Linked DNA regions of Mus musculus: region 1 is linked to region 2. The links are chromatin contacts, found by Hi-C or POLR2A ChIA-PET in ENCODE. All regions are on one chromosome and are shown on one strand. The core of a region is the stretch at or near the end of the contact, and the rest is flanking DNA. Distances in the headings are between cores, read along the strand shown. Region 1 holds the start of C1qbp (complement component 1, q subcomponent binding protein). Region 2 overlaps Nup88 (nucleoporin 88).

What was found. A loop is a pair of places that touch in the nucleus more often than their neighbours do. ChIA-PET counts read pairs that join two places held with the same protein, here RNA polymerase II (POLR2A).
Region 1: POLR2A ChIA-PET joins it to region 2 with 14 read pairs in embryonic stem cell. The contact joins the promoter of C1qbp here to the enhancer-like site in region 2. A Hi-C loop is called at or near these places in 1 of 37 maps with a recorded cell type or tissue (left cerebral cortex). POLR2A ChIA-PET finds 5 or more read pairs at or near these places in 4 of 5 experiments (Patski and embryonic stem cell).

What each region holds. Positions count from the first base shown.
Region 1 is chr11:70,981,443-70,984,331 of GRCm38, forward strand. C1qbp (complement component 1, q subcomponent binding protein) reads right to left here and starts at 1,584. Exons shown (of 6, transcript NM_007573.2): 1 at 1,283-1,584; 2 at 728-878. The coding sequence starts at 1,508. Dhx33 (DEAH (Asp-Glu-Ala-His) box polypeptide 33) reads right to left here. Exons shown (of 12, transcript NM_178367.4): 12 at 2,649-2,889.
Region 2 is chr11:70,943,695-70,946,735 of GRCm38, forward strand. It overlaps Nup88 (nucleoporin 88), which reads right to left. Exons shown (of 17, transcript NM_172394.3): 11 at 1,509-1,667; 12 at 1,151-1,276; 13 at 979-1,044; 14 at 788-868; 15 at 418-544; 16 at 185-303. Among named protein-coding and RNA genes, the nearest start is that of Nup88, 25 kb to the right of the region's middle. Within about 2 kb of position 1,621, at least 1 of the 3 ENCODE cell types and tissues checked has a DNase peak (open chromatin) inside an H3K27ac peak, as active enhancers do; it is left cerebral cortex, where a contact is called at or near this core.

The sequences.
Region 1 (2,889 bases), core at 334-2,833, 38 kb after region 2:
TCTACAGCAGCAACACAGAGACCCTGTCTCAGAAATGATCGGTTTAGGAAAGCGAGAGCTAAGCTTGGCTAAGAACCTTCTACCTTTGTCTGATGGCCTTTCTACACTCTAACTTCTTCCTTAAAAGTTACATACCTTGCATTTTTAACTACTACAAACACAAGCCAGATGGGAGTTCTAAACAAATGAATTTATCAGTACTATTAAACATTAAAAAAAAAAAAAGTCCCAGCCCTTAGGTCCAGACTGGGCACAGCATCCCTCATTAGTAAGCCAGTGACTGCGCTTGTGGCTCCCAGACTCCCCTCTACACACCCTGGAGCTGCTTCAGGCCTCCTTAATAACCAAGCCCAGAAGTCTGTATTCATTCAGAGAATGCACTCCCTGGAACCTAAGAACTTTTCCAAGTAAATGCTTTCTTAAAAGCCATTTTATTGGCCAGCTGTGGTGGCGCACACCTTTAATCCCAGCACTCGGGAGGCAGAGGCAGGCGGATTTCTGAGTTCGAGGCCAGCCTGGTCTACAGAGTGAGTTCCAAGATAGCCAGGGCTACACAGAGAAACCCTTCCTCGGAAAAAAAAAAAAAACAAACAAACCCAAAAAAGAAAAGCCATTTTATCAAAGTACTGGGCCTAAGCTGAGGCTCTCCTGGGGATGGCCAGGACAGGGTGCTGTAGTCAGGGATTCCCGACTTGAGAACCCAGAATACAAGCCCTGGGCCACTTACTTTTCTCCGGCAACTTTGCGCAATAATTTAGCCTCCGTGCCGTTCACCTCCAGCTCCCAATCTCCAGACATCTTGGGAAGGGACTTGTGTTTCTGGATCTTCTTTTCTTCCTTAATTTCATCAGTCAAGAATTCAACGAAGGCCTTGTCTCCTAAAAGAAAAGCCAAGATGACCCAAAGGGAGAAAAGCCGGTTACCGATAGACCGGACTGTATCCATTCTTACGACACTAGCCCAAATCACTCCTTAAAACGTCCGTTTCTCACTCTATAAAAAGAGCAGGATATACTTACTGAGCTGAACTGATATTTATCATGAGATGGTTATTTCTTATCATGGACTCACTACTATTACTTCCCATATTAAACAAAAGAATTCCCAATTATCCTCTTTCTGGTTCCAAAAGACATAACCAACAACCACACTTTGAAACCACGACCCTACGGACTTTGCTAAGCCACATTTCCAAGACGCGAGAAGGGGGGGGAAGCTTTCGATCACGAGGGTCTGTTCCAAGCTGGGTGGCCGCACTCCGACTAGGGTGCGTGAACCTTACCTTCCGTGTGCAGAGCGCCACAGCCGCACGCGCAGGGAACCGGGGGCTGCAGGAGGCCAGAGCGCCGAGCCGAGCCGGCCCGTACGCTGAGCAAACCGAAGGGCCGGAGGCATGGCCGGGGCGCGGGCTGCAGGAGATGCCGAAGCGGCTGGGCCGGGATGGCGGTTCGGAGGCCGGAGGCGGCGGCGCCGAGGGCGCGGGGCACGCAACGCAGCAGAGGGAGCATCGCGGGGCGGACACGTGCAGAGGGAAGGACGACCGGGCCAAGGCACCGTGTGACCTCGCGCGCTGCCGGAAGCCCCGCCCTCGCCCGGGGAAGCGCTTTCCACCCCAGAGGACTGCAGTCATCCGGGCCGGACCGCGCCCTCTGCTGGGAGCCGCCAGTGCAGTCGGGGAGGCCTTGACTCAGCTACCTTGACCACCATGTCTCCCTTGCTGCCCACTCTCCCCAATTCACCTGCTTTTCTCAATCCACACCAAGCTTTGTTACCGCGGAATGCGTTCAGGTTCACCCCAACTCGCGCAAAACCGTATATTCAAAGATCACTTAACGATCTTCTGAAACCGACTAATTCTGGAAAGCCCAGGCTGACCTGCACGCAGTTGCTGTGGAGTGGACATCCTGGCCTCATTAGACATTAGATCCAGAATCCCAAGAACAGGATGAAGGATTTATGTTGGAAACCTTTGCACGCCCTAACAATTCATGGGCCAGTTTTAATGGACCATCGGTTTCCTGGGAGCAGGAATATATGGCTTACATCATAGGCGAGGCCCTTGGTCTTGCGAAGATTATATGCCCCAGTACAGGGGAATGCCAGGGCCAGGAATCGGGAGTGGGTGGGTTGGGGAGCAGGGGGAGGAGGAGGGTTTAGGGGATTTTTGGAGAGGAAACTAGGAAAGGGGATAGCATTTGAAATATCTATTAAAAAAAAAGAATCAAGGATAAGAGGCTGGAGATATGGCTCAGTGATTAAGAGCATTGTTGCTCTTGCAGAAGACTAGAGTTCTAGTTCCAGCATCCACATGCCTGCTCACAACTATCTAACTTCAGTTCCAGGGCAGCAGATACCAAAACACTCAAAGGTATTTAAAAAAAAATCAATCAATCAACCAATCAACAAAACCACTCCCCTCCCCAAACAAAACAAAACAAAACAAAAACCAACCAAATCACTCACACACACCCCAAAACAAACAACAAAAGCCCTGCTCATGCATTATAGTCCCAGCATCAGGGAGGTAGGCAAACAACTGAGTTTGAGACCTGCCTGGTCTACACAGCAGGTTCCAGAACAGTCAGGGTCACATGAAAAAGACTTCTCAAAAAAAAAAAAAAACAAAAGTAAATGCTGGATACCAAGACTTATCGAATGAATGGCAGTAAGAATAATGTTTAATATTCTAAACAGCATTCTTTAAATAAGGGAAAGGAGGCCCAACAAAAGAGGCCACACAGATCATTATACAAGATTCAGTTTTTATGGATTTGATAGTCAAAAGCAAATTTCGAGCATTATATACTAGAACTGTTCTTTTATGTTTGAGACCAGAGAGAACAGAGCACATGTCCAAATCCGCTTGTCAGTTTTCTACACTACAGCAGT
Region 2 (3,041 bases), core at 371-2,870:
GATGTTCTTTTGATTATTCAACAAAATTATATTATAGGAAGCCACTACTTTCCATTCCACCATATACTCTGTCTTTTGTGCCCCATTCTGCAAGCAAATGCCTGGACTCCGGATTCTTATCCAGGCAGACCGGCAGCTTTTGGTATACCGCCAAGGGAAACCTGTCGCACAACAGTAAACGTACTCTTCTTTCAGGATGGACTGAATGCACTTTCGCTGGTAGGCACTGAGAGTAATGGTGGGTTTCTGAGGACTCAGCACTTTTTCCATCTTCCGCTGTTGATAATCTTTTTTCATAGTAACCTCAAGTACCAAACAGAACACAGATATTTTGACTATGGTTTGCACACATTTTTACAGTATTTTACTGTTCACACTTTATAAAACTATTCCCTAGATTACTGCACCCATTCTTACCTGTTTGATGGCGTTGCCTAGATGTCGCAGTTGATCAGGTATCAGCTGTAACTCTTTCTTCATGTCTCTCTCACTGTCAGAGAGAACTGGGAGCTGAGCATGAAAACTGTGAAGCACTTTTTTCATCCTTAAGAAAAGGAAGGAAATGTGAGTAAAGTGCTAATTACAAGAGAAACAAAGTTTGTAGCTCAAGAATTTGGTGAGGAGACAATAGAGAAGGGGTCAGGGGACAGTGTCCTCTTTCATAGTACTTCAAAGGGTTGGGGGATCCATTTTACTCTATAGGTGTGTGAACACTGGCAGTACCCAAATACTTGTGGCATCATTAACCCTGTGTGGGCAGGAAACTGGATGCTTCATGGCCCCTGACCTGTTCATGATATCTTCTTGTTTTTCTTTGGCTTCCTCATATTTGTCAGCTAAGCGCTCAGCCATTTCCCGGAGACTTTTCCTGAAGAGATGAGAAACCCTTGGGGGTCCGTATGATGTGGCACAGCATCCTAAGTGAGAATGCAGTCCACTACTCACCATTGTTCTCTCCCCTCTGGGTTTGATACCTACCTTTCCTCTCGACAGTAATTGAGATCTTCGAGTTGTTTCCTCTTTTGGTCACATAATAATTTGACCCTTCAAAAAGAAGCAGTAGTAAAGTTAAAAGGAAGGCCAGGCTTCCATAGACAGTTATTGAGCAACCCCTAGCAAGGACTAGTGGCTGTTCATCACAGGACTCTACCTCCGCTGAATCTCCTCCTTGGCCAGGTCCTGCTTGAGAATGTACTGTTCTCGGAACACCTGGGTGGCTCTGCTGATAAGCTGAAGACACTCCTCGGGAGGGGGAGCCAAATCCTTTTCAGATGATCTTGCAGAACAGTTTCTGTCATTATTCTCATTAGTCAAATAAAACAACCAAATAGACAAGTCCTAGACTAGCTGAAGAGATGTGCCAAGTCCCCTCCCACTGCACCACAGTAAGGACAGAAAAAGGACCAAAAGCAACAATAAACACTTGCTAGTAAGCACAAAGCCATAAGTTCAATCCCCATTTTAACCAAAAAGCCCATCTTAAAATTCATATGCCCTAAATTTCCTACTTGAGAAATGCTGGGTTGGCAGCACTACGCTGCAAGATTCTTTTAATATGCTTCTCAAAGGAGTCTGGAGTTTCAGCCAGAATGCGCAGTGGAGACTCTGCAACTTCAGCATCTTCTTGGGTACAGAGCAGGGGAGGAGATGCTGGGTGGACTGTACTTCTGCAAAATAAACAAGTCAGGTCCACTATGGAGTTATTAGCCACACTACCCAAAACCTAAGAACCTAAAAGAGGAATATGACAAGAATGTGTGTTCTGGCCTGAAAGGTCATCTTGGGGAACTCTGATCTTGTTATTTGAACATTTTGACTCAAAATGCATTTTAGACTGAAAATTCTTTTTGAAAAGATCAAGGCAACTCACACATCCCTTTTCTTGCAAAGGACTTGAGTCAGCAGCACAATGCTAACCACTCCTTTTTCGGGCATAGTTGAGATTTGAGGAAAGCTGGCTGTGGGACCAGATGACTGCTGTGTACAGAATTTACTTCCTCAGAATTTGCTTTCTAAAAATTACATCCAAGAGCAAACATTTCCAAAGACAATTTCCAAGAAAGCTCAAAGGTCTGTGGTCTTTGGCAGCATGTAAGTAACTTACTTTGAAGGCACCAATTCAATTCCTAGTTGGAGGGGCTTTATAAGTAACAGTGTTACTATACCAGTTAGTAGACAACTGGTATTTCAGGCAGTTGGTAGAAATATGATTAAAAATTACCCAGATAAAAAGGTTTCACTTTGGGATTGATGTTTTTATTATCCAAATAGCATGACTGGCTTTTTAAAAAAACACTGGCAAATACAGAAGTGGATGCTCACAGTCATCTATAAGATGGAACACAGGGCCCCCAATGGAGAAGCTAGAGAAAGCACCCAAGGAGCTGAAGGGGTCTGCAACCCTATAGGAGGAACAACAATATGAACTGACCAGTACCCCCAGAGCTGTGTCTCTAGTTGCATATGTAGCAGAAGATGACCTAGTCGGCCATCACTGGGAGGAGAGGCCCTTGGTCTTGCAAAGATTATATGCCCCAGTACAGGGGAATGCCAGGGCCAGGAAGCAGGTGGTTTGGGGAGCAGGGCAGGGGGAGCGTATAGGGGACTTTCGGGATAGCATTTGAAATGTAAATGAAGAAAATATCTAATAACAAATTGGAAAAAAAAAAGGTAGGTATATAATGGATTAAAAAAATTAATCCCTGGAAGATTTGTTTTATTTTTACCTATTATTTGCTTCATGTGCATGTGCACAGCATGGCACAGCACACGTACAAGGTCAGAGGATAGTATAAAGGAGAGTTTCTCTATGTCACATGGTTCTGGGAATTCAACTCAGGTTGTCAGAGTCAGTGACAAGCACTCTTAACCTGCTGAGGCAGCTCTCAGGCAAATATTTTCCTAGTATTTCTTTTGTTTAAAGTTGTTAGAATTTTAATGTCTTTTTTATATAAAGCAACATAAAATTTATACTTGTAATTTTTTTTTTTTCTTATCAAGCAGTGTAACTGGTCAATCTTTAAAAAGCATGTAAGGAAGCC